Regions from separate parts of the Mus musculus genome. Here regions 2, 3, 4, 5 and 6 are each linked to region 1. The links are chromatin loops, found by intact Hi-C in ENCODE. Cell type or tissue: heart. All regions are shown on one strand.

Region 1 (5,000 bases):
TCAGACGCAAAGTAGGAGAAAGTACAGCAGAGTCCCTGTGTCGGGGCATATAACATGGGTACACCCTTTTCTGTGCTGTCAACTGCTACACAAGGCTAGCGATATCCATCACTATTAAAATAATTGTGTGTTTTAATATACCATATGGGCCCCAGGAATGTATCCTACCAACATATTGCCACAAATTGCCAAAGATAAATAAGAAAGAACTGGTCTGCTGTTTTAACAATGAAGATTTTTTTTAAAATACGCAGATACTTAGGGTAAAGGAATGTTTAAATCAAATCAATTGTTTTAAAATGAACTATACCTAGGCTTGAGAGATGACTCAGAGGTTAAAAGCTGCTGTTTCAGAGAGCCCAAGTTTCACGCCCAGGACGAGTGAATCAAACCACCTGTAACTCCAGCTCTAGGGGATGTAACACCATATTCTGGCCTCTGCAGGTACCTGCATTCACATACTCATACAGACACACACTCATAATTTAAAGCAACAACAATAATCTAGGGGTTGGAGAGATGGCCCAATGGTTTAAGAAGTGCAGAGGATTCAGGTCCGATTACCAGCAATCACATGGCAGCTGTGAATCACCTGTAACTCTAGTTCCAGAGAATGCCACCCATCCTTCTTGGCCTCTGAGAGCACATATACTCACATGCACATATACACAGACACAAGCATATACAGAGACACAAGCATATACACATGATTTAAAAATGAAATATTTTAAAAGGTGCACTTTAAAATTTTAAGAAGGAGGGGTTGGAGAGATGGTTCAGTGGTTAGGAGCACTGTCCCCTCTACCGAGGACTGGGGTCCAATTCCCAGAATTACATGGCAGTTCACAAGTGTCTGCAACTCCAGTTCCAGAGATCTACTAACCATCCCCACACAAACATACATACAGGCAAACCACCAATGCATCTTAAATAAATAAATACAAACCTTAAGTGAACTTAAAGATGAGCCATCCCCACAGCAATACACAGCACCGTCACAAGCTGTATAAGATATAGTATTATCTAAAGATTCTTTTTCTTTCAGTGCTGGGTATCAAACTCTCACACCATCACAAATGTTAAGCGGGTGTTTTTTCACCAAATTATATAACCCAGCTCCATCTTGTTTTATAAAAGCAAGGTTTTATACTATCCACATCATTTCTATGTATGAGCACAGACATAATTGTGTGTATCAGCTGATTCTGTCCAAACTAGCATACATATGTAGTACTGTTTATAAATGCATAGAATAATCTGGAAAGAGGCTATTGACAATGATAACCTACTGCCATGGGTTTGAAAGATCAGAACTTACAGAATAAAAGAGAAGCACCAGAGAGAGAGCAGGGGTGGGGGTGGGGCAACATTTTATGTTGTATTGTTTGTTTGTAAAAGTCTCTCTACATAGCTAAGGCTAGCCTCAAATCAACAGTCTCCCTGCCTCAACCTCTACTTACTCCTTTGAGTTGCTAGTTTTACCCCAGGTATTGATTACATATGATACATTTTTAAAATACAGATTTTTCTGGGGGAAACTTGATAGCTATTAATAATACTTTCTTAAGATTACAATATAATCACATCATTTCTCTCCTTTTCTCCCTCCCATATTCCTCTACTTGTTCTTTTTCAAATACATAGCCTCTATTTTTCATTAATTGTTGTTCCATGCATATATGCATATATGTTTATTTCCCTAAATATAACCTGCTCAGACTCTATAATGCTACTTGTATGTATGTTTTCAGGGACCTTTGGTATTGGATAAGCAGTTGGTGTGCTCTTCTCTGGGGAAGAGCATTTCTCCCGCTCTCAGCATTCCAATATTCTTCCTGTAGAGCTGAGGCCCCGTGGGCTTTCCCTGTGCACTTTGGAATGTCCGTTGCTCACCTCACATTACTATGCAGTCATGCTGGTGAGACTTTATGGGTGTAGCTTCTGACATGGGAAGACACAGTTTCCCAGCAAACCCTCTACTCTCGTATCTATTGTGACCCTTCTGCCCCCTCTCCTGCCATGTTCTCTGAGCCTTAGGTTTGGGGATGTTCAGTAAATTCAGACTCTGAGACTAGGCTCCCCAGCTCTGCATTCTGACTGGTCGTGATTCTCCATAATGGTATCCACCCACTGCAAAGACAAGTTTCTTTAATAAGGGATGCTAGAAAAATAATGTTTCCAAAACTCCAAATGAAAAGATGAGGAATCATTTCAAAGCTCTCTTTCTGCCTATTCTTCACAAAGCTAGCAGCTGGAGCAGGAGAGAGGATGGCTCAGCAGACAAGAGCACTAGCTGTTCCAGAAGTGGACCCAAGTCTGGTTCCCCGAACCCACAAAGTGCTCACAACTGTCCTGGAGCTCCAGTTCCAAGGGATTTGACCTTGGTGGGCACCAAACACACTGGTGATGTACACACACCCATGTAGGCAAGACACTCACACACATAAACTAAAAACAAATAAACAAATAAAAACAAACACCTGAACATTGACCCAAGAGAAGATGTACCCCATCTCATTTAGCTTCTTCCTCTTAGCAACCCTAAATCCACAGCACCCCTAAATGAAAGGTTCTTCAAATTTGCAGACGATTTATTAAAAAAACAGTAAGAAAACAATAAAATAAATAACTACAAAGCCCATCTGGCCACTAGAGGGAGAACGTTACACATAAAAGTACTTTTGGCAGCCACCTTACAGCTGAAATGTGGCCACAGGAGGAAGTGCAAATGTTGCCGCCCACAAACACTGCTAAAAGCTCAGAGACCACAAACAATGGCCACTGGGTTCCAGTCTTTGCCTTCCCTTATATGTCCCGAAGCGAAGGCCTTCGCTAATACGATTATACACGTGATTGTGACTGCCCTGATGGTGGCTTTCTACCACTATCACTCAACTCTTTACAACTGTTTTGGAACAGAAGCAAAGGGCCCCAAACTATTTCTTAAGGAACAATGTTCCATTTTGAGCCCAGCAGCGGAGGTAAGAGAATAGGAAAGGTCAGCCTTGTTTCACAAAGACCAGGCAACTGAACTGTACACTTTTGCAGACTTCGAATGAGCCCAGTGAATACACTCTTCCCCTTGCTCTTCAGAATGGATTTCAGCCCCTTCTGTCAGTTTCACTCAGTTCACGCACTTGAACACAAATGAGCTGACAATGTATGCTGTGGTTGCCATTATTTCCAGCATTTATCTTTCTTTCTTTCTTTTTTTGTTTTTTTGAGACAGGGTTTCTCTGTGTAGCCCTGGCTGTCCTGGAACTCACTCTGTAAATCAGGCTGGCCTCGAACTCAGAAATCTGCCTGCCTCTGCCTCTGCCTCTGCCTCCCAAGTGCTGGGACTAAAGGCATGCGCCACCACTGCCCGGGTGACAAATTCTTTCTTGAGAGTCATCTAATTATTTGTAAAAATAAGTGGTACATTTGGCAGGGAGGGGGAAGATGGGCTCAAAGTGTGTCTTTCCAAAAATGCCATGGTCTTAACCTCCAATGTCTTATTAACTCACTGGAGGAACTGAGATGTGGCAAAGCAGAGACATTCCAAGTTGGGACTGGATTTAAGGCAAGTCAAGGGTCTATGCGTACATCACACTATACGACCTTAACAGCCCAGCCTGGGTTCTATGTCATCTATACATATTTTCACTTGCTTTTCAAGCCATAAATGGGCTGGTGAACTCAGTCAAAGTCATAGATCTAACAAGCGGTGGGACCAGATTTTAAATCATTGAATTTGACAGCCTGAAGTTAATGTTCTCAGCCACCTCCCTCCTGCCTGTTTCTCCCTACGGACCTTTTGCTCAGCCTCATAATTTCTCAGACTCCATCCATGTTTCCCGTCACCAAAGGCACAATAAAGTCAAATATCCAATACCATAGCAGCAACAAAAACAGTAAGTCCTGAGCCTACCTCATCCCACAGCTGCCCCAGGGCACCTTGCAGACACTTAAGAGTCCTAGTTTCCTACATGCCCACTGGGAATAATGACCCAAAACAACTAGTTCCTCCCACCACTGTGCTCCAGATCAAACTAGATCATGGGCATTAAGCACTCCTGAGCACCTAGGAGGTGCCTGAAATTGCTAGCTGCGAAGTATAGTAATCAGAAGCCATAGCACCAAGAAGTCAAACCTCAGCAGGGAAGAGCGAAGTGGGTGCTTCAGACTGCAAGAGCCTGGCCCTTCTAACTGGCTTTGTAATACAGCCATCTCCTAAAGAGAAGACATTAAGGACACAGAGGGTCCCAGACCATTGTCCCCTCGAGTGAAGGCTTCCATGTTGAGAAACCTTCCTTGACATGTGGAACACTTGTGGGAGTCTGACATTAGACTGATTCCAGCTATGAGACTTGTCCATGCACCACATGATGTTTCAAAGGCTATGTGGAAGATGTGACGTGCATGGCAGCTTCTTGGAAGGTCATTTAAGCTGTTCTTAGAGTAATTTGTGCTCAGTTCTTGCTGGGCTGTCTTCAGAGGGGTTGGAGAAGGGTGAGTCATGTTCTTCAAAGACAAAGACAGGTAGTTACTGTGGGACCTGGCTTCTCTCCTAGAGAATTCACTCTCAAAGTTCTCACTCCTAAAAAAGACAGAGAACTCAAAAGAAGCTATATACCATGAAGTCTCTTGAAAATTCTATAGTACACTCATGTGATACTAGGAATGAAGAAGGAGGAAGAGGAAGAGGAGGGGACTACTACTACTACTACTACTACTACTAGTAATGTTGAAAATACTGCTGACTCACTGACCCTGATGATGCTGGAGAAGCTCAGAGCCCCAAACCATAACACATGAACTGCTGAGCTAGGAAAGCCCTGTACCCTGTGAGTCCTTTCTCCCAAACCCTAATTGTCCCCTTGAACAACATCTTAACCTTTAAATGTGGGAGCTGATGAAGTTAGAACGGAGATCCTGGACCTGTAATCACAGCAAAAAGGATACATTTAAATCATGAGGCTGAACTAAACCAAACTCAAATCAGCTCAGAGAACAGTTCA
Region 2 (5,000 bases), 310 kb after region 1:
GAAGTTGTTTGAGAATTTCCTCGTGGACATCTGCAGGGTGAGGCGTGTGTGTGTGTGTGTCTGTGTCTGTGTCTGTGTGTGTGAGTATGATAGGACTGTCTGTCATCCCTGTTCAGAAATGCTGTAAAAGCCAGTTGTGAATTTTCTTCCATGAACAGTTCTGAGTGGAAGGGTCTGTTCATACTTGATACTTTTGTTACTTTTTTCTTTTTAGTAATTTCTTATTTCATCTGTAATATAAGTGATTTTTTTTTGTAACTCAAGGTATAGAACTATTCAATTTGTTTAAAAATTTATTCTCCAACCTTAGAAAGGGCTAATCTTATTCCAAGCAGAACGATTAAATAGTGGACAGGTACTATACTATCCAAAGCATCTCTCATTCCAAAACCCGTGTGGTCACCTATTATACACTGTGACTTCCTGTTTGTCACCTATTATACACTGTGACTTCCTGTTCCACACTGAAATCTTCATGATCATCTGTTATACACTGTGGCCTCCATATCTTTACTTCTGTCCCGTGAGGAATGTCATTTGTTGATATTCTGGAGTAGGCTTGCATACCGAGTTGAGTTCCCAGTCTCTGTCTCTTTTCTAGGCCTGTAACAACACAAGCGACAGGAAGCACGCAGACTCCATTCTGGAGAAGTACGTCACTGAAATCGTGATGAGCATCGTCACCACCTTCTTCAGCTCTCCCTTCTCAGACCAGAGCACCACTCTGCAGGTGAGAACGGCCTCCCGAGGGACAGTTTTCATGTGGGCATCTGCAGTCTACATCCAGGCATGTGCAGGGAGCTGGAAATGAGCCATTCTGCAAAGCCAGAATGGAAGGTGGCTCTGTCAGGGGCCCTTGGGGGCAGAAGGGAAGTTGCCCATAGTACCTGTAGGGATTGGCTCTTGGACCTTCTCGGTCCTCACATACCAAAATCCAGGGGTGCTTAAGTCCTGAACAGTAAATGGTGTTATAGTTGCATAGAAGCTACCCACATGCTCCCTCAGACTTTAAATCGTCTCTAAGCGACTTACAGTGAGCCATGCCATGCAGCCGCTGTGAGAGTAGTTGGCCCACCATATTATTCAGGGGCAAGGAAAACTGTGTATGAATTCCATACAGACCTGATGATTTTTCAGATATTTTCAGTCCTTGATAAATCTGCACATGGAGAACCCAAGGATACACGAGAGTGGCGATCCATTCTTGAGAAGTAGAGCCCATTAACAACAGCCAGGTGCATCATCTCTTTGTACTTTTACACCAAGTGCCAACCAGGAAATCACAGTGATTAATGAGGCCAGACACGCTTCTCTTGTAGTAGAAGGTGACATTCGAGATGGTGATGCCCCAGGAGATAGTGAAACAGTGTTGAAAACCATAAGCTGTATGCCGTGGGTCGGCTGATGGCCCAACAGGTGGAGGCACGTGCTCACAGGCCTGACGACCTGAGTTCAATCCCTGTATCTACTGGGTAGCAAGAGACAATCAGCTTGTAAGGATTGTCCTCTGAATTCCAAACCTGTGCTGTTGAACATGTGTACCTGGAGACAGACAGACAGACAGACAGACAGACACACACACACACACACACACACAGCTTTAAATGGGGCATACATTATGGCTTCTCACCTTGGTTGCTACTGTTTCCTTCTGTGGACTAAATTTATCCAGCATATAAGCAAGAATTGCCAGAGAAGTAAATCTTCAAATGACAAATATTCCAAATCTCTCCTAAGGTGTAGTTTATACCCAGAAATCAAGGTGTAATTCTGAAGACGTAGCTGATAGATCTCTGAACCTTTCATTGGTAATGAACACGCCTGTGTAGCCTCTCGTGCTGTTCCTTTGTAAGGCGTGTCTTCTCCTTAGCTACATCTCAGTTCTTTCTCCCTCCCGCCTCCTATGTCAGAGCTGAGACCGATGAATTTGGCGTTAGATGCACTGCATTTGAGCTGCCAGGGAAATGCCCAAGTATCAGCTTGTAAATGTGAATTCCAGGGAGGAAGAGGAGAATTCTGGAAGCTTTAGAGCAAGACAGATTGGATTCAAATCTCTATTCTGTCCTATCTGAGCTCTGTTAACACAGAGAGGTCACTGAACTTCCTGTTCCCTCCCCTCCCCTCCCTTTTCATGCCTTCTCTTTTTCTCCTTTCTATTTTGAAACAGGGTCTCATGTAGCCTATGGTGGCTCAGACTCACTATGTCACCAAGGCTGGCCTTGACTTCCTGATCCTCCTGCTTTGACCTCCCAACGGTGCCACCACACCTGGCTCAGAACTTATCGTGTATGTCTGGCAAGAATATAATATCAACTTGGTGTGCTCTTGTGAGAATGAGATACAATATTTATTTGAAACATTCAGTATAGTACCTAGCACACAGCAGGAGGTTCAAATGTGGCAGCCTCTACCGGTCTGCAGACTAGTGTCTCAGACATTGCTGGGCCTTTGATGCTGGTATTAACGACCAGCACCTAGTTACCAATTTTTTGAGTTAGTACTTGAGCTCTGAGACTCAGAAGGATAAAATGGCTAAAGATTAAAAATAAAGTCTTAGCCGGGGCAGGGAAGGGACTTCGCGGGGCCTGGAGGGAACATGAATGGTTCAAGAGAGGAGCTGAGAGGCCAGAGGAAGGCGCAGTTATGGATAGGATAGGGATAGGATTCATAACCAAGTAGGACTGCAGGACTATTTCACATTACAGTGTGGTGCCTGCAACTGGAGGCATGGGGAGAAAGGTGGGCAGAGGGAAGACAGGAAGGGAAAAAGGAGAAAGAAATGAAAAGGAGCCACTGTCCCAATGTCCCTTCCACAGTGCCTTACCTATCAAAGGTTCCACCACATTCCAGCAGTGCCCCCTTGTGGATAACTCCTGAAATTACATGTATCCTTGAGTCCCTGTATCACTCTTTACCCAATCAAACAATGAATAGACTATAGGACTAGCCCTGTCCTTTTGGCTAAGAAGTCAAGTGAGCTGATGTCACCATGCTGCCTGTCACATTTTTCAGTTAGGAGGCAACTACTGAGAACTCATTCGGTCACCTTTATATGCCCAGGTATCAGACAGGAGGAAGCAGATGGCTCATAAACACTGGTTCGTGTGAATTGACTAACCAAGGAACACTTCTCCGTGACTTAGACTATAGGGGTCTCGTCTCAAGCTCAGCATTTATAATAATGCCCCTTCCTTCTTCACAGGGTCATTCTAAGGCTAAATGAGATACTCGCGCAGTTCTTAGCACAGGGGCAGGCCAGGGGCAAGGACTCGGGGCAGGTAGCTCTTTCGATTGGGACCCTTTATAAACTCAGAGGTTAAGCAGAAGCCACAGCCATAGGAACTGACTCTAGGTTCCTTGGCCAATTCCTCTGGCTCCCTGTCCCCTTGACCTCTATGAGTACTGAAGCTTGCTGCTGGGTGGTTGGGAGCGCAGGGCAGGCTGTTCTTCCGGAAGATTCCAGTCCCAGCTGACCTGAATGGGGAGAAGAGGTTGAGTCAGCGCTCTGCTGGCCTCTCTTAGCAGTTTTGGATAATTTTATCCTTGCCCAGCCTTTGTCTTATACTAGAACACAAAGGTAACTTCCATGTCACATAGTTATTATCCAGGTCCAAATGAGATCATGCATGACACATCTGGCTTGTATCACGCACCCAACAATGGGAAGATACATGAACCGCATTTGTAGGGGGGAACTGAAAATTCTATTCCTCTGTTTCATTTTCTTAAAACAGGCTCTCTTTCTCCTCTAGCACTTGCCTTGGTTCCCTCTCACCATGGAAATCCCTTTAGATTTCTCACCGCCTCTTTCTTTACTCCTTTCCGATGCACTTTAGTGCAGCCGAATGAGTTATCTGCCCCAAACAGATGACTGGTGCAGCTCACCATACACCTTTGCCTGGCATGTCCAAAGAGAAAAATGTCACATGAATAGAGATAAGAAATCCCTACTTTAAAAAGCATTCAGAAAGTCAGTATCTAATTCACTAGCTGTATGCATGCTCTTACTTTAAAAGGAGTGCAAACTTAGTTCTTCTCATGAGGCCAAAGAGAGGTCTTCTCATAGAAAGCAATTGGCTTGTGCCCGTGCTCTGGGTTAAATGGATATTTATTGTCACTACCCATTACAGCTGGGTTGTCTTTGTACCATCAAAGAGACTGTCATAAATAAGGATAGAGGTGACGTCCCTGCTGACATCCATCTGGCATTCCATTTTTGTGAATTAAAAATATAGTGTCTACAGGACAGCCAGGGCTATAGAGAAACCCTGTCTTGAAAAAGCCAAAAAAAAAAAAAAAAAATATATAGTGTCTAGGGCCAGTGAAATGGCTCAAGTATAAAGGCACTTGCTAGCATGCCTAGTAGGCCTGTGTTTGATCCCTGGAACTCCCATGCTAGAAGGACAGAACTGACTCCCCATGACACACATGAATGCATACAGTTAAACAATAAGTAAATTAAATAAGCAAACAAAGTATTGGACATACAGATGCTAGCTCAGGATGGTGGTTTGCACCTGTAGTGCAGCTGTTGGGACGCTGCAGCAGCAGCAGAATCATGAGGTCAGAGCTTTTCTTGGGACATGGTGCTTCAAGGAGAGTTTGGTCTAAGTGACTGTGGTACATCTAACATGCTGGGGGCCACTCACACCAGGGTGAAATCGCTGACCTGGGTTAATTCATCTGGTTCGTAGTTGCGTGGCTTTACTGCTTTGGAGCGTTTGATTTCCCTGCTCACTCTGGTGATCAGAATTCATTAGATAATATCAAGTTTAAAATGCATCTAAAATAAGTAACATGAAGTCGGTGATACTATTTTATTGCTTTAAAATGCTCCTGAGCTTCTCTCACCATCTAGGCACTGTGTTCTTCAGCTTTCTGTTGATATGATGAAAAAAAAACAGACTAATTTAGTTACAAACAAAAAAAGATTAATTTTTTTTTCCCCAAAGCTTTGCGGTGAGGCAGCATATCATGGCAGGAGTGTCTGATGGGGTAGA
Region 3 (5,000 bases), 640 kb after region 1:
GCCAAATGTCTTGTACTTTGTTCAAGTAAGCGCCTTCAGAATCAAGGCAAGATTTTATCTGGGTCTCTTTGCCACTCACTGCTTGAGAATTTTATAGGGTTTTATTCGTTTAATAATATTTTGGATTTTATGTCATCATATCCTGCAGCAAACATATATTGAAATAATAACAGAAGTTGGGTGCGATGTTTCACATCTATAATCTCAGCACTCAGGAAGCTGAAGCAGATAGATCATGAGTCCAAGTTGAACTTGGTCTACATAGGGACAGGACATCCAGGACAGCTGGATATACATCTGAATGAGACCGCATCTGAAATAAAGGAAAAAAGACAATCCATCCATGGAGTGGGTGCTGGATCGTAGCAGTTGGGAAGCCTACATATAAGCATTCAGTGTAGCTCAGGTGGGCCTCTGAGATCCTCCTGTCTCAGTTGCCTGAGTAGCTGGAGTTAGAAGCATATGCCACCCAGTTTATATTGAATGTCCCCCAATCATCTCCTGAGAAATCATACTTCCTACAAGGATCAGGAATCATGGTGAGTTTTCAAAGTTCTTCTCTCCCTATAACAAGGACCATCAGCAATTTGGTTAAGTGTTCTCTCTGGAGAGGCATGGCCACTGGGGAGAGGAGGAAGGGTGGAGGTCTAGAGATGGTTTAAGGTATTTCTGAGGTTTATCGCAATGAGACTCTATCACCATACTGCTCTCCATGCTGCTTCTTACAGTGTAGCTGCTTTTGTGATTAGTCTTGGGTGCTTTGTTTCTTCAGAAAAGTCCAAGGCAAGAACTGACAAATACGTTTTGAAGTAAGGAATAAACCACCAGTGGGACCATTTTCTTAGGAAAAAAAATATGTTTGCAGATAGGAGCTCTTATTTTCCTCCAATTTTTAAGTATACTGAAACTTTGGGCTTGCTAGCTCTCTAGCTAATTCCAGTGAAAGTTGAGAGCTTATATTTTCATGCAGGAGATCAACATCAAGCAAGTGAACAGGAGAAAAGCAAGCAAGCAAGCAAGCAAGCAAGCCAAGCAAGCAAGCAAGCAAGCAAACAAGCCAAGCAAGCAAAGCCACCATGTGCAATCAAGGCCCATGCCATGAAAGTGACTTGTTCTGATTTAGTGGACTTCTCTGGGTACCAAAGGAGAATGAACTAGAGAAAAATGAAGTCTGGAGATCAGCTGGGAGCTAGTGCCAGTGACTCGACAACGAGAGGATGACAGCTTGGATGGAGTAAATGGAAGTGGACCCATCAGATTTTTGAAATTTGAGGTATGAGGTATGTGCACGCATGTGCATGTTTGCGTGTATGCATGCGTGTGTGTACTTGCTCTAGGCAAGGAAGAAGTCGGTAAATCAGTGTCTAGGATTTGAATGGCTATGGCTGGCTGGCTATTCTATGTATAGAGATAAGAGAAGCAAACAAGAATAAGTGACATTGGCAGAGAGGTCAGGGAAAGGACAGTCCCTTTTGGATGAATTCTTTAGTTCAGTGGTTGAGCATTTGACTAGTGTGAATGAGGTGCTGCTTTCTATGGACAGTATTGCAAAAAATAATAAAATAAAATATGTATTTGAAAACACAAATGCGTATGTATATAGGTATGTATGTACATACATATGTATGTACATGTGTATGTATGTATTATATATGTGTGTATTATATACACAGACTATACATACACATGCATATAACACATCCATATTCTTTTTTTTTTTAAATAGAGAAATCCATGTAGCCCAGGCAGGCCTCTAACTCACTCTGTATGCATAAATGATTTTGAATTTCTGATTTCCTGCATCTGTCTGCAGTATTGTATTACAGACATGAGCCACCCAGATGCTTTTTAAGCGGTGCTAGGAGTTCAGGCTGATTCTGACATGCTAGGTAAGCACTCTACTTACTGAGCTACGTCCTCACCCCCTATATAGTTATTTAATGATAGATTAAAGGTGTAGGAGCTGATACAGGAAGGTGCCTCTTCTACCATTTTGAAGTTTCTGGGCAGTGAGAAGAAAGGACTTCGGGGATTTGGGTCTTTGTTGAGTATCTCTTATAGGTACACGTTCATGTCTCTGAGACATGGACTGTGGACGCCACCTGGTGGTCTGCTCTAGCCATTTTTACAGCATGCTCTTTAGGATACAAAGCAAGTCTTAGTTCATCAAGAACACAGAAGTGGGCTGTGGTTAAGACCAGAGTTTGGTTCCCATCACCAATGTCAGTTACTTCCTGTAACACTGCGGATTCTGTTCCCAGCACTGACACAGTGACTTACAGCTATCCAAACTTCTAGTTCCAAGGGACCTGACCCCTCTTTTCAAACCTTCTATGGCACCAGGCACATATGTGGTGCACATATATGTATACGCAAGTAAAAGTCATGCGCATAAAACAAATGACCCTAAATTAAAAAAAAATAAAAATTATTAAAAAGAATATACACCCACACACTTTCAATGTTTTGACTTACATATATACGCACAAACTTACAATTCTGAAATAAACCCATGAACTTACAATGGTTTGATTAAGGGTTAAAAAAAAGCTAAAAAAAAAAAAAAACAAAAACAAAAACCAGCTATAGTGTGGAAACTGTACTTAGAGTTTTGATCTTCCCAGGGCTAGCTATATGTGGTAAGATACACTCTGGTGGCCATGACAAACAGCTGAGACTCTCCAGTGTCCTGTGTCGCTAAGCTGGGATGTTCAGTAGGTCAGGTATGTTACTGCATGTCCAACTGTATGTTTGTGATAGAAATAGGTCCCTTGGGACGAACCCCACTGTCGGTTGAAGGGCAGCTGTATAAGCTCCCATGCAATACAGATCAACGCTGCTTCCCCAGTAGGTTGCAGTCTTTCGTAGAAAGACCAGGGATGACGTGGGTGTGGCAGAATCATGGGAATAATTAGGACTTGGAACTCACATTGAGATTGGGATTTCTTTCTTTTTCTTCTTTTTGGTTTTCCGAGATAGGGTTTCTGTGTATAGCCCTGGCTGTCCTGGAACTCACTCTGCAGACCAGGCTGGCCTTGAACTCAGAAATCCGCCTGCCTCTGCCTCCCAAGTGCTGGGATTAAAGGCGTGTGCCACCATGCCCGGCGAGATTTGGATTTCAATTCCATTTTTGCTTCAGCCAATAGCAAGTCTCCTGGGTCCTAGAGCAACGATTCTCAATCTTCCTAAAGCTTCCACCCTATTACACAGTTCCTTATGTGGTGGTGACCCCCAACCGTAGAGTTGTTGCTACTTCATAACTGTAATTTTGCTACTGTTATGAATCGTAATGCAAATACCTGTGTTTTCCAACAGTCTAATGCAACCCCTGTGAAAGGGTTGTTTGACACAAAAGAGGTCATGACCCACAGACTGAGAAACACTGTTTAGACTCTGACGCAGTCTGGCAAACTTTCTGGATGACAGAAGTGGTCCACGTCTGCAAGGTCTACTACACGACAGCCACTAGTCGTGTGTGGCTGATAACAGCTGCCGTGTGGCTGCTGTGGCTGCTTTTCACTTATTTGTTCCGATTGGAAGGGATGAGGGGAGGACTCTGTTGGTAAAGTGCTTGCCTTGAAAGCTGGGAGACCTGAGTTTAATCCCCAGTACCAACATTAAAAGTCTGAGTGTGGTGCCCCACACTTGCGATCCCAGTGCCTGGAGCCTGCTGGCCAGCCAGCCTAACCTAACTAGGTAGGCTTGGGTACCAATGACAGACCCTCATCTCAAAGGCTAAAGTGGACAGCTCCTGAGGAATGTCATCCAAGATTGACTTCTGAACTTCAAAAATGTGCAAACATGTACCTTTGAGTGAGTGTGCAGCATACCACACACACACACACACACACACCAGCACACCACACACACACACACACACACACTCACCAGCACACCACACACACACACGCACACACACAATTTAAGTTGTGACAACTACAGCTAACGTATTCTATACTGCACAACATGATCGGTTTCCTCATCTGTACATCCCTACCTGTGAAATTTTGTGACAGCTGATTTGGGACCACTAGAAGGAGTTTCTACCACTGCACCCGAGTTATAGCAGGCAATCAAGAACTATGCCTTGGGTGAATACCCCTGATGGAATCAGAGTAAACTCTCCCACCCATGCCCCTCAACCCAGCACTGAAAGTTTTCATTAATCTCCTGCTGTGACTTCAGAAGGAAAAACAAGGAATATGCATGAGCCCCACAAGTCCCCTCCTCTTAAAAACACTCTGTTTGGAATGAATCAGTGTGGTGTTCCGTGTTTACCCCCTCTTTCTGAGATGGGAGACAGTATCAGCTTGTGGTGAGAAAGTCCTCCCAGTCAATGAATAATCAAAGGCAAAGCCAAGCAGATGATAAATCTTGGCCTCCCTCCCATAAAGCCACCCACTAAGCAGAGCTGAGTAAATCTGTTCGGGCTTAGCATATTTTTCAGGGTAATTGGTTGCAGTTCTCTCTAATTCTTTGATTGGCTAACTTTGTCCTGGGCCTATTCCAAGCTAATAAAACAGAGAGTGAAGTAAGTTTCTGATTTCGGCTTTAAGTTTCAGGGAGGGACCTCGAAGCATTAGTTCTGACAATGCTGGGAGGAAAAAATAATGTTAGTTCTTGCTTCTCCATTCTGGATCCTGGCAACATCTGGGCTTCTGTAATCTTCCCAGATGGTTTCCTTCTCCTGGGAGAGGGCTGCAGGTAACTTGGAGGGAATATCACAAAGTGCCGAGCAATTACAGTAATTATGGCTCTGCGGTGTAGGTTGGGAGTGTTTCAAACCATGGAGCTCAGAAGCTATGAACATCAACAAGAGGCAGACTCCAGACACTTCAAACCATGTGGAATCCGAAGATACAGGCTTGGACGCTAGTTTCATCAACTGTCTACTGAGTGACCTTGGGCAAGATCTTGACCTCTCTGCACTTCTGTCTTCCTGCCTGTAGAATGGGTGTACCGCTGCCCTTCTCAGCAGTTACTGGGAGAATCAAGACAGT
Region 4 (5,000 bases), 130 kb after region 1:
TTCCAATGGACTCGGGTTGGTTCCCAGCATCTCCATGGCAGCTTGCACCTGTCCTTAAGTTCAGTTCCAGGGGATCTGAGACTCTCACACATAGGATGCAAGCAGGCAGAACACTAATATGAATAAAATAAAAATAAGTCATTAAAATGAAAAAAAAAAAGAAAGAAATGAAATATGGGGTGGAGGGATGGCTTTGTGGTTAGAGTACTTGCTGCTCTGGCAGAAAACCCAGTTTCAGTTCCAGCACCCACATGGCAGCTCATGACTGCCAGGAACTCAGCCCTAGAGGATTCATTGCCCTTTCCTGGTCTCTGAGGGCACTAAACGCATGTAGCACACATGCGGACAAGCTGTCACACATACATGCATATTAATAAAAAAATAAGTTGAAAAATGGTATTTGGGACTGGGGAGATAGCTTAGTAGTTAAAGTGCTTGCCATTCGGAGGTACGGATGGCAGTTCAGGTTCCTGGAGCCCACATAGCCACCTGCCTACAACTGCAGCCTTGAAAGATAGAGACAGAAGATCCCTGGGCACAGCTTGTGAGACTAGACATCCTGGAGACTCTGGGCTTGATGGTGATTCCTGACGTCAACCTCATCTGTGGATGTGTACACACATGCATATGTGTGCCCTCACAGTGCTCCCACATACTCAAACTTATGTACACACACACACACCCCACAGGCTTACACACAAGTGAAAATGGGGAAAAAAAGAAATGAAGCTGGCTGAGACTGACGGAAGCGAGGCGAGGTTAGGAGAAATGAAGGGCTTAGTAATGTTGAGATTTAAAATCACGAGGAGTGGATGTTCAAGCCAAGCTCTTCAGTCTTTCATCTGACAGCACCTACTCTTATTCTGTGAGCACCTACTGTATGCAAGGCATTGCTGTTGGAGATACAGTTGTGTAGAGAGCAGAGCTCTAGAATTGCCTATCCCTCAAGGGTGTCAGACAAGCATCACACCGATAGATGTGAGCTTGTGACAGAAGCAAGCTGAGGAGAGAAGATCTCACAGGCAGAGTTTGTGGAAGTTGCAGAAGGATTTGTCTTCACCCAGTGATCGTGGGAATAATGATTGAACTGAGAGCCGAAGGGCTTGCTTTCACTGAAGCTAGGCAGGTGACTGTGAATGCCGTAAAGCTTGTGATGATGCTGTGGGCAACCAGGAGCAGAACCCTAGATGCTGTTGCCAGTGACAGATCTGTGGAGATCCTAGTTAGGCAAAGGGGCCAGCAGAGCACACAGAGAGTATCTGGGAGGCAGAGAACAACATGGACACTGAGTGCCACTCCCTCTGCTCTGTTCTTAGAGTAGATCTCTGTGTTTGTGTGTTTGTTCTTGCCCTGTCCCTAGGAGTGCAGCCAAACACCCCCTTTTCTTTACCCATTTCTTAGGCAGTGAGAAGCTCGGACACAGGGGGTGGGAACTCCATCTGGCTGCTGTGGCCGCAGTGTGCAGAAGCACCAGGGCAGCTATCCTCTACTCTGGCCAGCTATTCTGGAAAAATCCTGTTCTGACAGGTGCCTTAGGCAGCAATCAGCCGGGGGTGGTGATGGGTGGTGGCGCTTGTAGGTCATAGAGATGGTGACACAGCTTTATACCAGGGGCATTGCTGGTGCTTGTCACAGTCATGTACCCAAACCTCAAGATGTATATAGTGTAGAGCGGGGGACAGCAGGGTTTAGGGAAGTTGTGAATTCCTACACTGAGTAACTCGCAGAACTGGGAGTCAGTGCTGGTGCTTTGAGCCCGGAGCCTTCTGTCTTCCTGTACGCTGAGCTTTGGAGACCATACTGTGTCAGAGTGGAAGGAAAGTGGTAAGCCATTGTGAGAGAGCTATGCAGCCCTCACAGATTTAGAAGCCTTTGAAACTTCAGAAGACAGGTGAGAAGGAAAAGTTTTGGGAGGTGGCTGCCTCCCTGTGGGGACAGCAGTAATTGCTGTGTACTTAAGCAGGAGCTGTGAGCTTCCAGAGGAGACTTTTTTTTTTTTTTTTTTGCTGGATTCCAGCAGTGCACAAGAGACATGCATGATGACATGCTTAGCCAGTGGTTCAAGCCACTGTGTGTATTCAGTCTATAGTTCTGTGCCTTCAGAAAGGCCTGCGGGCCTCATGATTGGGAGTTGAGAGTCGTTCTGTACCGTTCAGCTTTTTCCCAGTAGAGGAATTAGGAAGGATAATTATCTTTCCCTAAAGTAAAATGGATCATCACAGGTCTTACAGGAGGTCATTTGTGGCAACGCCTAGCTGACATTTTATTACAGAGGAACCCCCCCCCCCCTTCATGGAGGTCGAGATCTTAGATTCTTTCAGAATTAGTCTTTATCTTTTAACTGAAGAAAAGAGCTAGCAGTGAACGCTGAAAGCATGTCAGCTCGTGTCTCAGGCACTTTGCATTCATGGCCTCATCCCTTCCCTATGACATGTCTCTGAAGTCTATCCCCAGTGTAGAGATATGTACAGAGGTCCACATCAGCCGAGAAGTCTTGGTGGGCTTAGCATACAAAAATACCTTACACATAGAGAGTCAGGATGGAGTCATAGGTCGACTTAGTCGACTACTAAGCCTGTTTTGTAGAGCTGTTGGCATGGAGCCCTGGGTGTCCTTGTAGTGTTGGGAGCTGCAGTTATGACACAGTTAGGACAGCATGGCAGGTTGGTACCTGCTCTGTTTTTCTCACAGTGACCGGGTCATTGTGTTTGAGGACTACTGGGAGCCCTGCGTGTGGCTGGTAGAGGCATACAGGCAGAATGGTCCTCAATCAGATAAAGAAGTGGCCTCCCACCCAGCTCTCTAACAACAGGAAGTCTTCCTGATGATTGCTGCCAGGCCTACTTCCTACCTAGTCCCTCCAGCCCCAAACGCCTGTTGTTTTGACTCTGCTAGCCCCGGTTTTCCCTTTCAGTACACAACTGATAATTGTTTCAGAGTCTCTCCTCCTGGCCCTCTCCTATCCCTGTGTGCCATTAAAGGCAGAGCAGCGGGAGACCCAGGTGTTTCCAACCAGACCTGGAAGTGGTTCACTTACTCAACTTATCCAAGAAACAAATCACTGTCTGATGCCCCTGGGGATGAATCTGCCCTAATGATCCTTAATTTTTTTTTTTTTAAAGTTGGGACCTTTGGCAGATGGCCCAGTTGAGGATCATTAACTGTGGTGGGTGTACTGGCCTCTGTTTTCAGGGGAAATATAAACTATGGCAAAAGGTTACTTGTTCAATTATCTTGTCTACTTAATAAGCATATGGGCAAGAAAGAAGACGCGTACCCTTTCTTCTGACTTAACAAAAGTGTTATATTTGACTAAGGTAGGAAAATGAGGAATTCAGCAGTAGGAAAAAAATGAATTAGAATTGTCCATAAAGAAAAAAAATGTGGAGGGAGGAGAGGGTGTGGCAGGATGTATTGTATGAGAGAAGAATAAATTAAAAAAAAACATTAAAAGTGAACAGTTCTCCACTGCCACCCAGAGAATAAGAACAGTGGACATTTTCCATTTTCCCAGGGATTACTGTTGATGAAGAAGCCCATGTAAGAACTCAGTAGATCTCTGTGCCTCCTGTCTGACTAATTATCTATGATGAACATGTGAACCTTTCTGTTCTTCAGTTTCCCCAACAACAAAAGAGGGGTGGACCTATGTCACGCCGTGCCACATGTCTGGAGGATTCTGAGACAATCTTATTCTCAGCACAGAGGTGGACACGATAGTCCTTGACAGGCGTTAGCTATTCAGCTTAATGGTGGGGCTGAAGCGTTCAAGCTCCAAGCTACTCAGAGAGTTTCTCATCTGCTCTGATCTCAGAAGCTAAGCCGGGTGGGGTCAGGCTGGAACCTGGATGGGACAAATAGGACTGCTGTAGATTCTTAGTGTCAACTGAAGTCCAGGAACCTGTTGTGATTGTCAGGTTGCAGGTTCACTCATTCTGTCATGTCTTGCCATTGCTGTCATGTCCCAGGCCTTACAGGTTATGTCACACTCTGCTACTACAGAACCCTGGGTTGTATCTGCTGCTTTACAGTGAGAGAAACTTTCAGTAAGATACCCAGAAGAGGATGTAGATTTGAAGGACAATATCATGCTGCTGCTGTCTGGCTTGGCCTTCATCGGAGCCAAATGCCCTTTAGAAGGATACGGCCTGGGAGGAGAGCTTTAGTCACTCCGAATTGGCCCTGCTTGTCTTGCCTAAGCACATTCCTGCCCTCCTGCATCCAGCAGCTCCCCGTTGGTCCTCTGGGAGGCCCGTATGTACAGACACAAATTTGGCCTGACTCAGAAGTCAGTCAAACAGAACTTCTTTTCTAATAACCAGTCCTACAGCCCTACAGCCGGGAGATAGCTACATAGCAGAGCACTGGCTTAGCATATCAAGATCCGAGATTCGATCCCCTAGCGCAGAGGAAGCAAAACAATCATCTTGTGCTTTTATTATACATGGTCTCTGGCCTCTTCATGTAAAATTATCACAATGTGGGGTGGAGGGGATGGCGCCGAGGTAGAGCACTAGCCCAGTATACATAGAGCTCTGGGTTTGATCCCTAGTGAGGTATAGAGTGCCAACTTTAATCTCGGCAGAGAATCTGAGTCAGTAGTCTCTCTTGTGTTCACGGCCAGCCTGGGCTACGTCATATGATGCTATCTCAAAACGTTTATAACCTCTCTCTCTTTTCTTTTCTCCTTCCTTCCTTCCTCCCTCCTTCTCTCCTTCCCTCCCTCCCTCCCTCCCTCCCTCCCTCCCTCCCTCCCTCTCTCTCCCCCTCCCTCCCTTCCCCCCTCTCTTTCTTTTTCAAAAGAAAGAAAATATTGGTCCCAGAAGTATGTTAACTTTCTGGTCATTTATGATAATGCTTTTAAATAGAAGGACCTAAAGTGCATTTTTTGGGGGGTGGAGGGATTTCCATTGGTATTTCTTTTTTGCATGTTGTTCAAAACATTGGTTTGACTCTAGATACAAGGGCCTTAGGAAGAAATAGCAGTATGAGTGACAGGG
Region 5 (5,000 bases), 260 kb after region 1:
TTTATGGTAATTCTCAGGAGGTTACATTACAGGTTGTGTGTAGCCTTGCTACAGTCTCTTATTTTCATCTCTACATCTGCCAATCTCACTGTGTCTCCCTGGGCAGTTACAGACACAGCATCCTAAATCTCTTATGATACGATGTCTGTCTCATGGAGAGGACATGAGCTCTGGATTGTGAAAGATGTGAATTCATATCTCAGCCCGTGGTGCCTGAGCCCTGGAACTGCAGATGAGTTACTTAACATCTCTGTGCATCAGTTCCCAGTCTGAAAGGAGGTCCAGTTTCTTAGGGTGCTGCTGGCGAGTACGTGAGGTGCTGCTCTTGCTGTTAATGACAACCTTGGCGGTTTCAAATGTGTGCAGTGGACCAGTTCTTACCTCAGTATCTCATTCCATTTTATAAGTACTTTATTTCATTTGGCATTTATACATGTGGCTACAGAGCCAGAGACTTAGAGGAGAGAAACATAGCATTCCGAAAGGGGCAGGAGGGAACCAGGGCTTGGAGCTTCAGGTCAGATTTGGAGCATGTGTAGAGACGGGCACAAACGAACCGTTTGTTGCCAAATGTTCTTCCCCGCCACGTGCGTTCTGAGGTTCTTTCTTCGGGATGTATTAGGGACTTTTCTCATGGCCTTTACTCATCGACAAAATACCTGGGGAAAATAAAGCAATTTAAGGTTTATTGTGGCTAAGATGTATGGTGGGGAAGACACAGGGATGGGAGTGGAACAGCTTGACCAGTCAGGCTGTATGTCCGTCCATAGGAAGGAAGCAGAGAGAGTGGCCAGGAGGCAAGGCCAGGCCATCCACCTCAATGCCTTTCACTCTAGAGACCAACTTCCTGAAGCTAGGTCCCTCCTCTTAAAGATTCCAGATCCTGCCAAAACAGCTCCACCAGCTGGGGCCTCTGCCTTCAGACACACAAAAACTCAGGGGACGCTATAGCTCTCTGAACTATATATAACAAGATGTTTGTACTGAAGCCCAGCTGGCCTTCCTGGGAGGAACTTTGGGTCTATATGACATGGCTATTCTAGGAGCTATGTGAAAAATTAACTTTGATTTGCTTTCTAGGTCAACTCCGTCAACTGTAATACAAGCTGGAAGATAGTGCTTTTCATGAAATGGAGTGATAACAAAGACGATATTCTCAAAGGAGTAAGTGCGACTCTTCTTGGCACCGTGCGCTTCTCAGAGTAGCAGGTTGGCTTTGTTTCCAAACCCGTTTCCCAAACCCTTCCCTTCCATCTTGTGTTCACGTACAGGGTGATGTGGTGAGGCTCTTCCATGCCGAGCAAGAGAAGTTTCTCACCTGCGATGAGCACCGGAAGAAGCAGCATGTGTTCCTGAGGACCACCGGCAGGCAGTCAGCCACATCGGCCACCAGTTCCAAAGCCCTGTGGGAAGTGGAGGTGAGCAGTGGGCTGTGGAGGTAAAGCGTGAGGCAGGAGAGGTGAGGGAAGCGACTGGGGATGTGTGTGTGTGTGTGTGTGTGTGTGTGTGTGTGTATGTATGTGTGTGGGGGTGTGATGGAGCTCAGAATTAAACCTCTCAGCAGCTGTGTTTCTAAATCATACCAAGATAGTCATAAAAATTAGTAGACATGGCCCAGGGAAGCAAGCACACCGTGATGTAGCAGACGGAAGTTGCATGGTTTTACGGAGAAAGATACACATTCTTTCCCCAAGTCACCAGAAATGTCTTTTTCTTACCTTCCCCTGTCCTCCTCTGATTTTTTTTCTTTCCTTTCTCTTGCTTGATGTGTATGTATATATCCTGCATATGATGGGTAAGCTGCACTCCCAAAATCTCAACAATAGGGTTACCTAAACAAGCTCTGAGGAAACACCAAAGCTGACGTGCCTCTGTGGATGGGGGTGGGGGTTCCACATGACCCCACCCCTTGGTGAAAGCTCCAGGCAAATTAGTGGCTGCTGAGAGAGGGGAGATCCAGTCTTCTCCAGGGATGAGCCAGCTGATAGGTTATCCAATCCTAAGCATTTATACCTATGAGCAGGCTAGTAATAATAATAGACTTAAAGTAGAAGAGGCCATGGATTTGAGAAGAGTCGGGGGCAAGGGAGGAGTTGAAGGAGGAGGGAAATTATGTAATTTCAATACCCATACGTGAAATTCTCAAATCATAAAAAGAAAAGCAGCAAGCGTCTAGACAGGTGTGCTCAGCAGGAGGGCCTGGGTGCCAGGAGGGCTGTTCCTGGTGCTCTGGAGCTTTGGGGTGACTGGAGAGGTGTTTTGGGGTGACTGGAGAGGTGTTCCCCGTGCTCAGGAGGTTTTAGTAAGGAAGGAAGAACTGATGGGGTGAGGATTAAGACTTCCTAAAAGACAGTGGGTGTCCCAGTACACTGGTCCCAAACCAAAAGCAAAAGTCAATGTGTGGGGAAAGGGAAGGCAGAGGGGAAGGGCGAGGGTTGATAGTGAAGGCAGGGAGATTAGCGAGTTGGCTGGAGGGGGTGAGGAGAAGGAATTAGATACGAGTGCTAAACTGTCACAAGACCTTCAAAGATTGAAAGAGCGAGCATTTGACTGATGTTTCCTAGATGATCTGCATGTGGAAGGGAGAGAAGTGGGGTAGTTCCTGCCATGTAAGGGAAAGGCTTGGACCCGGAAATATTATGAGACAGGCTTGGCACAACACTGAGTAACCTGGCTTTTGGAGCAACACGGGATGAACAGGGGGAAATGACCACACTGGAGACCAGCGCTTCAAATTGCAACTGCCAAAGCTGCGGGGCACTGGGAATGTTCCTCCCAGGCAGGGAGAAGTCCGGAAAGGTGTTCTGAGTGACAGAGTCGGCACAGTCAACAAGCTGCTTACAGAAAGCAGCGATTCTGTCTGAGGAATAATAGGCTTGCAAGACCAAGGAAGAGGCTGATAGGAGTGTTCGACTGAGAGCATGACGGAAGGCAGGGCTGTCCTCCATCGTCTCCCGCTGAGTGTAGTGCATTTCTGCCTCTATTTGTTACCTATGCCCCTTCTCCTGCCTTCTGCCCTTGGCAAATATAGTAGAATGCCCAAGTCATAAACACAGAATTATGTTTTTTTATATTCCACTCAGCTAAGAACCAGCACCTGGATCAGGCACCAGAAGAACAATAGCCCATACGAGGTCCCCCAGCCTGTTCCCGAGTACGTCCCATTTGCTCCTGGATAGGTGACTGCTGATAGGTGGCCAGCCTCTCCCTTGACTGGCACGGAGCAGCTTTCAGCCTATGCAGCCTGTAAATTTGCCAGTTGTTGATGACTTTTGAGTTCTTTATAATTTGGAGCTGTTATCCATAAAGCTTCAGGGACACTTGTGCTTAGACATAAGTTTTCATGTGTTTGCATGCACGACAGTGGGATAACTGAAGCCTGTATTGGCTATAGGATCAATGTTATAAGAAATTGCCAATCCAAATCCAGTGGGGACGACATGCTGCTAATTTCGGCATTTGGAAGCCAAGGCAGCAGGATTACCATGAGTTCAGAGTCAAGCTAGGCTAGCTGTAGACACCCAAACCAAAACAGAAAGGAAACTGAGAACAAGGATGAAGTTGCCTACCTGTCTTCTAAAGCAGAGGGAGTATTTTCGAATTCTTCCCTGAGCATTCAAGATTCTCTGTTCTTTTCCATGGCTGCCACTGAAACAGATATGACAGTGCTGCTCCTCGTGGCCTTTGCCCTCCCTTGTGATGTTGCTGATTTCCTTTGTGCTCATCTTTTCTTTGTGCAGCCTTTCTCGTATAGTATCTGCTCAAATACTTTGCCCATTTACAAATTTCCTTCCTTTTCTTTGACCTGGATGTAGAAATACGCTCATCCTGGCATTGGGTAGATAATTTCCTGCAGTTGCCATGATAAAGACACATGACCTATCTACCTACATTCATCTTATCCATCCATCTCTCCTCTTTGTTTGTGTGTGGGGGTGTGTGTGTGTGGGGGGGGTATGTTAGCTTGTCCATCAGTTTTCTTTGCTTTTTCCTCTCCGGTGTCTGAAGCATTTCTTCTTTGGCTGTTCACATCTGTTTAGGGACAGTCAGTCCATTTAGCTTGTTCCATTCAGGGAGTTCCCTGAGAGCTAGAAAGAACTTTGTCTTTATTCACAGATATCCTCCTTGTTCACAGTTTGTGTTTGTTCTTTTCTTTGCACTCAAAATAGTGTCCAAGAAGAAAGTGGGTAGAGGAAGCAGAGAAGGTACAGGAGGAGGAAGTCAGGGAGTGGGAGAGGGAAGCAGAGAGGATACAGGAGGAGGAAGTCAGGGAGTGGGAGAGGGAAGCAGAGAAGGTACAGGAGGAGGAAGTCAGGGAGTGGGAGAGGGAAGCAGAGAGGATACAGGAGGAGGAAGTCAGGGAGTGGGAGAGGGAAGCAGAGAGGATACAGGAGGAGGAAGTCAGGGAGTGGGAGAGGGAAGCAGAGAAGGTACAGGAGGAGGAAGTCAGGGAGTGGGAGAGGAAAGCAGAGAGGATACAGGAGGAGGAAGTCAGGGGGTCGGGGACGGGAGGAGGTAAGAGAGGAAAGAGACAGGTAGGACAGCAGTCTCCCAAGGTAACTAGAAGTGGAAATACAAAGTAAGGAAAAACCAAACATGTCGGAAGTAGAGGGAAAGCAGACTGTCTCCTGCCTTAACTACTTCTCTTGAGCCATTTCTTCAGTGGACGGGATAGTTTTGTACAGTTGGCACTTTATAAACAGATGTTCACTCTGCTGGGACATGGTTAAGAAAATATGTAAGCCTATAGAAATCAGGGTCTCTGACACCAGTGCCTTAAAAACCATTCACCAAGCCTTCCTTATTCAAAATTGATTGAGATTAATAAAAGATTGACAACTTTCCGAGGAAATTTAACTTGAAAGTTCCCTTGAGGGCATTTTCTTTTTGCTCTGAGGACAACCAGCTGTCAATTTCTTGCTTCATTAAAATCTGTCTCCTGCCAGTTTTTGTTTGTTTGTTTGTTTCTTTGTCTTCTTTCTTCTGAATTTCCTATGAAA
Region 6 (5,000 bases), 120 kb after region 1:
TTTTTATCGGGGAAAGGAAAAAACAACAGATATGAAAGGTGTGGATTCCTCTGTGGTGACAAGTTGGGGTTTTTCCCGAGGACAGACAGGCAGCTTGAAGCATCCCCACTTGCCTCCTAGATTGCCAACGGTGCCTTTTGGATATAACTTAACCTGCATGCCTTTAGCTTTCCATGTGCTATCGCTGAAATGATCTACTTAAATTACTTAGAAACAATGCCTGGGCCACAGGACGCACCCGTGTGATGCCCCTAATGGTTAGGTTGAGCACTAAATATGCAATAATTGTTACCTATTTTGCCCTCTATTGTTCTTAAAGTTTCACGAGAGGAGGCAAGGCTGTTGAATCACGTAATAGGAAAAGAGAACAGGCAAACATTAATGAGTATTGAATCCCTCTCTAGATGGCAAACCTGGGGTAAAGAGTTCAAGGTGATTTGCCTAAGGGCTTAGAGGCTGCTCCTAAAATAGGAGGGGCTCCTTTAAGGAGGTGGTGATGGAGGTCCCAATGGGCAAGTGCTTAGTATAGGTACAGGTTGGAGTTGCAAAGGAGACCAAAGTTAACCTGGCTTGTCCTGTTCTTTGGCCTTATACCTGCTGTATACAAAGAGGTTACAAACCCAGAATCAGTGACACTCAATAGCATGCTGTACAGAAAGCAGGTAGGCTGAGCTCTGTAGAACCATTTGTTTTCATTACAAGGATTACTGTTAACAGGTCTTTAGCGGTAGCAGACAGACCCCCATTTAGGATGTTATGATATATTTTGGCGCGCTCTCATATCCTGGCACAGTGCCTGGCCTGGCACCCAGATGACACCCGGGGAACGTTTGTGGAATGAATACGTGCAGTCTAGTTTGTAGGGTGGGATGGGGAAGGAGACAGTAGGATAACTTTGCCTGTGATGCAAACTCTTCTTCCCAAGACCAAAGTTCTATGCACTTTGCAGCCTGGAGCCTACACTATTTTCTGGTGTGTGGAAATCCATTTCAGCCCAGAGGCTTGGGTTGAAGACTTGCAGCACGCCTCGCCTGGACGCACTCATCTTAGTATAAGCAGTTTTCTCTGAAGCCCTTATTTTTTTGGTTTGCGGTTTATTTACTTTAGCGTTTACAGATTCCAGGAGCATAGGGGTCTTAGAAGCGGGGTCAGGACCGAGGTCGCGGTTTGTATTTCTTTCCTGCTTCGCGATCACAACATCAGCAAGTCACAACATGGTTCCTTTATTTGCTCACTCGTCAGGGTAGCGTTTCTTTTACCTCCTACCGGGCGACGAAAGACAGACCCAGCTCGAATTCAGAAAAGGGCTCTCACACGATTACCCCGCATCCTCAATAGCAGGGACCACCCCATTTCCAGACTTAGTTTTTCATGCAGACACTAGCAGGATCCAATAAAAAACTAGACCAGATTTAATAAAGACAAACTTGTTTCTTTAATCCTTGACCGCAAACACTGGCGTTTTTGTGCCTCGGATTTCTGAAATTCTTGGCTCCAGGACACAGGGCGCGCGGGGGTGGGTAAATAGCTTGTAAAAACTTCCCGAAGCAGTAATCCGAGCTCTTCCTCTCTCTCCGGACCCTAGTGACACCTGACTTTAGGAAGGGAAGATACAAGTCAAAAGAGAAGGGTTCACAGAGGTAGGGGACATACCCAGTGGGTCGGGCTTGCCAAACCTGGGGAGTCCGGTGTTCAGACACAAGTTCGCAACCCGAGCCTTCAGCCTGGGCGCCTCTTCCCCCTCCCACCCCTGGTCAGCGCGCGGGAGTCTATTTAGAACCCAGCCCCGGAGCCCAGGGGATTCTGGGACTTGTAGTCCCTCTGCGCAGCCCCAGGCGCCGGCACGACCTGGGACTCGGACTACATTGCCCAGGGAGCTTCCCGGCCTATATAAGCGGTCGGGCGCTGCTTTAAAGTGCAGTAACCATGTGGATGTTCTGCTGAAGCGTTTCCTCAAGCCTGCCGGGGTGGGAGGAGAGGAGGAGGTGGTGGTGGTGGAGGAGGTGGAGGCAGAGGGTGGAGAGAGAGAAAGCGCACGCCGAGAGGAGGTGTGGGTGTTCCGCTCCCATCCTAACGGAACGAGCTCCCTCTTCGCGGACATGGGATTGCCCAGCGGCTGCTAACCCCTCTCCTGGTCCTGATCCCCCAAACCGGCGTGGCTCCCCGGTCACCAAGGTAGCTGCTGGGGCCGGGCAGAGGGCGCGGGGAGTTGGCACTAGCTCCCGTGCGCAGAAGTTTTTGCCCTGATCACCGGGAGTTCTTGGTGGCTTTGGTGGCTTTGCATGCACTTGGCGTGTATTTTGGGGCTTCTTTCCCTGTGAACAGTTTTGGGGGGAGGTATATATTTTTTTTCAGGCTTAAGTAACCCCAAACGTCCTCGACTCTAGTGACCGGTTTCAACCTCCTTCCCCGTATTGAAATGGCATTCCCCCAAGTTGGAAACGGTTGGAGTGTCTGCAGGAAATAGTTTTTTTTCCCCCTGGGGGGGGGTATTTGAGGGGGTCATATGAGTTCGCTCAAGGAAATAATCTTTCTAAAAATGTAGCTAGCCCTGTTGCGCTGCTCAGCTGGTAGGATAATGCATGCGTGGGGGTCCCCGTGGGTTAAAAAAAAAAAAAAGGAAGAAAACCGGAGGAAGGGGGGGGGGGGCGATGAGGAAAGAAGTGTGGACGGAGCTCGTGCCCAATGAGGACGCGGGTTTCACATACTTGGCCTCCACGCGGGGAAACAAGTGCTTTGGGATCTCAACACGTCCCTTACTTCCATCCACCTTCAATCCCCATCCGGCGTGTTCGAAGTTTCTGCGTGTCTGATCTTTCTGGCCAGCTACTGACGGGAAATAAGCATGCTGGGTTTGCTTTTATTTGGGGGAAAGAGATCCCTCCGACTTAGCTGCTAAATTTGGAGGGGAGTGGGATCTGCAGGAAAAGCGGAGGCTATAAAAGTCAAAACTTGGATTTGAGAATTTCTGATAGACCCTCGCGAGATCCCCTACTCAGTCTTCTTTCTTTGTTAAATATTTAGGAGCTGATTACAAGGGACCAGGATTTGCATCCTTGGCTGGGCGTCCATTGGCTACAGAGTGCCTGACCTGGGTCAGGTGAGTGTGCGAGCCGAGTGCTGTAGTCAAAAATGGGTTTTTGTCCTAAGCATTTTCTAAGTCCTCTTGTAGCTGCCATAGAGGTAAAGTAGGGAAAAGAAAGACACCGTGGTCAAAATTGGTCATGGTCTTGGGTGAGTAAAGGTCTAGTGACAGCCACTTTTGAAGGTCGCTCAGAAGTGAAGCATGGCGGGGTGAGGGGGGTGGGGTGGGGAAGATGTCGGTAAGCGACCACAACGTGCAGTTAAAGGGACTGTAAAGTGGGTGGTCCCTTACCAGCCTGAGAGGAGCCCTCATTAGTTTAATTCCCAAAGATGCAGAACTTTTCATCTGCCAAGATCCCTAAGCAAGAGTGAGATACCCCTCCCTTTCACAAACTGTCACTTTGTTCTGTTCGGTTGTGGGCATGCCTGTACCCAGAATGGGCTGGGCTGCAAGAAATGAAAGTGACAAATTGAAAGAATGAGAACTTAAAAACGGGAAGGAAGAGCTTAAAGAATACTACAGTCGCTTCCAGGGTTTCACTGGAGCCACCTGAATGTCAAGGAACCCAGCGGGCTTCTCTTGCTTTGGGACCTGTTCCTGGATGAGGAGCTGAGGGCAGGCAGCATTTCTGTCAGTATAATGGCATATTTAAAACCATCACAGCCCGTTTCTAGAAAATAAAGCTTCTGTAGGTACAGGTGCCACTATGGTTTCAGGTTTGGCCATTGGATTTTGTTTTTGTTTTTGTTTTCCTAAAATGTCTGGGAATTGAGTAAACAACAAGTTAATAGGGGTGGGTGGTGAGCTGTGGGCAGCTGGTCCTTGGTAACTTCTTTAATGTCCTAAATATTTAGCTGTTCCCTGGGCTACAATCTTTGGGCTTTTCTAATTAGTGAATAAAAGCCAGATACTTCATTATGGTAGTAGAATGCTTTTGTTTCCTGTTGATAAGGTCCTCAGGAATACTGGCAGAGCGGGAAACATTTGGAAGGGAAGGCTAGTTCTTCTGTGGACTTAAGTCTATGTTGATTAAAGCTTGGGGTCAGCCTTCTCTTTGAAGTACATTACAGACGAGGTTAACTGGTCCACAGACTCTTCTCTATCTTTTGCCTAAAAATAATGAGGCTGTTCCATTAGGTAGTAGCAAGCCAGCTGCAGAGCTGTATCCCAGAAGACCTTAGATGTGGGTAAAGAAACCAAGATACAGAATGAAGTCACTGGGCAGCCCGGGCAGTAATGTGTACCGCTTGTGTTTAAGTTTATGGAGAACTGGGCGGGGGGTGGGGGGAGATGCTAGGAAAAATAGTAAACATATTGATCTTAATGCATTAACTTATTTATGTCTTACCAACAATGTACAAGCTATTCTTAGTTTGATGTATGAAGAAAATGATAGCGCCATTGGCAGGGATAAAAGACTGTAGGTATTTGTAGGAGGATTTGACGTTGGGCTGAATTCATTTTGGAAAGCTCTGTGTTGAAAGCTTGAATCAGGACAGTTAAGGAAAACCAGAGGAAAGCCAGTGTCTCCGTGCAGCCTTAGGCCTGGCTCATATCTGAAGTATAGCGTGGTCATTCACATCACGGCACCTGAGCAGGTTTGAAGGAGTCAGGTGTGTCTCTACGTGAATAATTGGAGAGCTTAAACCGCTTTAGTTTTACCTGTGGAATGTTGGTAGCTTGTCCTGTGGCCTCTGGCTTGCCTGGCAACTAGTTGTTGCAGTGGTTTTCTTCTCCATTCCTTTCTTTCTTTCCCCATTTCTTTCATGGATGTGTGCATTGCATGAGTATACGGGGCAAGCACAATCTGCTCTTGACTAAATCAATTCGGAACAGAAAATCTCATCAAGATTTCCTTCTAACTAAGCAAGGGAAGTTCTTTATGTTCCAAATGAATCACTCCGGCCTCTCCATC

What was found. Hi-C counts contacts between places; a loop is a spot of excess contacts. Peaks named below come from ENCODE experiments on the same cell type or tissue, not always from the same donor. Only the 100,000 strongest peaks of a DNase experiment are listed, where the experiment ranks them.
Region 2: a loop joins it to region 1, with 9 times the contacts of the local background. A loop is called at or near these places in 39 of 42 quality-filtered maps.
Region 3: a loop joins it to region 1, with 4 times the contacts of the local background. A loop is called at or near these places in 18 of 42 quality-filtered maps.
Region 4: it touches region 1 in a loop (4-fold over the local background); 7 of 42 quality-filtered maps call a loop at or near these places.
Region 5: it touches region 1 in a loop (3-fold over the local background); 11 of 42 quality-filtered maps call a loop at or near these places.
Region 6: it touches region 1 in a loop (3-fold over the local background); 12 of 42 quality-filtered maps call a loop at or near these places.

What each region holds. Positions count from the first base shown.
Region 1 is chr6:108,095,959-108,100,958 of GRCm38, forward strand. No RefSeq gene overlaps it. Among named protein-coding and RNA genes, the nearest start is that of Setmar, 33 kb to the left of the region's middle. In heart, a CTCF peak has its summit at 2,657 (motif pointing right); a DNase peak (open chromatin) is centred at 2,743; H3K27ac peaks cover 454 bases.
Region 2 is chr6:108,405,489-108,410,488 of GRCm38, forward strand. Itpr1 (inositol 1,4,5-trisphosphate receptor 1) reads left to right here. Exons shown (of 62, transcript NM_010585.5): 34 at 1-37; 35 at 602-730. Among named protein-coding and RNA genes, the nearest start is that of Gm35165, 65 kb to the right of the region's middle. In heart, a CTCF peak has its summit at 2,856 (motif pointing left); no DNase peak of the experiment used is centred here.
Region 3 is chr6:108,734,236-108,739,235 of GRCm38, forward strand. No RefSeq gene overlaps it. Among named protein-coding and RNA genes, the nearest start is that of Gm35359, 5.4 kb to the left of the region's middle. In heart, a CTCF peak has its summit at 2,106 (motif pointing left); no DNase peak of the experiment used is centred here.
Region 4 is chr6:108,230,559-108,235,558 of GRCm38, forward strand. The region is part of intron 2 of Itpr1 (inositol 1,4,5-trisphosphate receptor 1); the gene reads left to right. Among named protein-coding and RNA genes, the nearest start is that of Itpr1, 20 kb to the left of the region's middle. In heart, a CTCF peak has its summit at 1,929; a DNase peak (open chromatin) is centred at 2,833; H3K27ac peaks cover 2,326 bases.
Region 5 is chr6:108,355,120-108,360,119 of GRCm38, forward strand. It overlaps Itpr1 (inositol 1,4,5-trisphosphate receptor 1), which reads left to right. Exons shown (of 62, transcript NM_010585.5): 9 at 1,081-1,164; 10 at 1,272-1,418. Among named protein-coding and RNA genes, the nearest start is that of Gm35165, 110 kb to the right of the region's middle. In heart, no CTCF peak of the experiment used is centred here; no DNase peak of the experiment used is centred here.
Region 6 is chr6:108,211,179-108,216,178 of GRCm38, forward strand. It overlaps Itpr1 (inositol 1,4,5-trisphosphate receptor 1), which reads left to right and starts at 1,918. Exons shown (of 62, transcript NM_010585.5): 1 at 1,918-2,175; 2 at 3,025-3,100. Gm38872 (predicted gene, 38872) reads right to left here and starts at 1,740. Exons shown (of 3, transcript NR_167935.1): 1 at 1,677-1,740; 2 at 1,428-1,595; 3 at 1,078-1,262. In heart, no CTCF peak of the experiment used is centred here; DNase peaks (open chromatin) are centred at 903, 1,883 and 2,723; H3K4me3 peaks cover 3,910 bases; H3K27ac peaks cover 2,775 bases.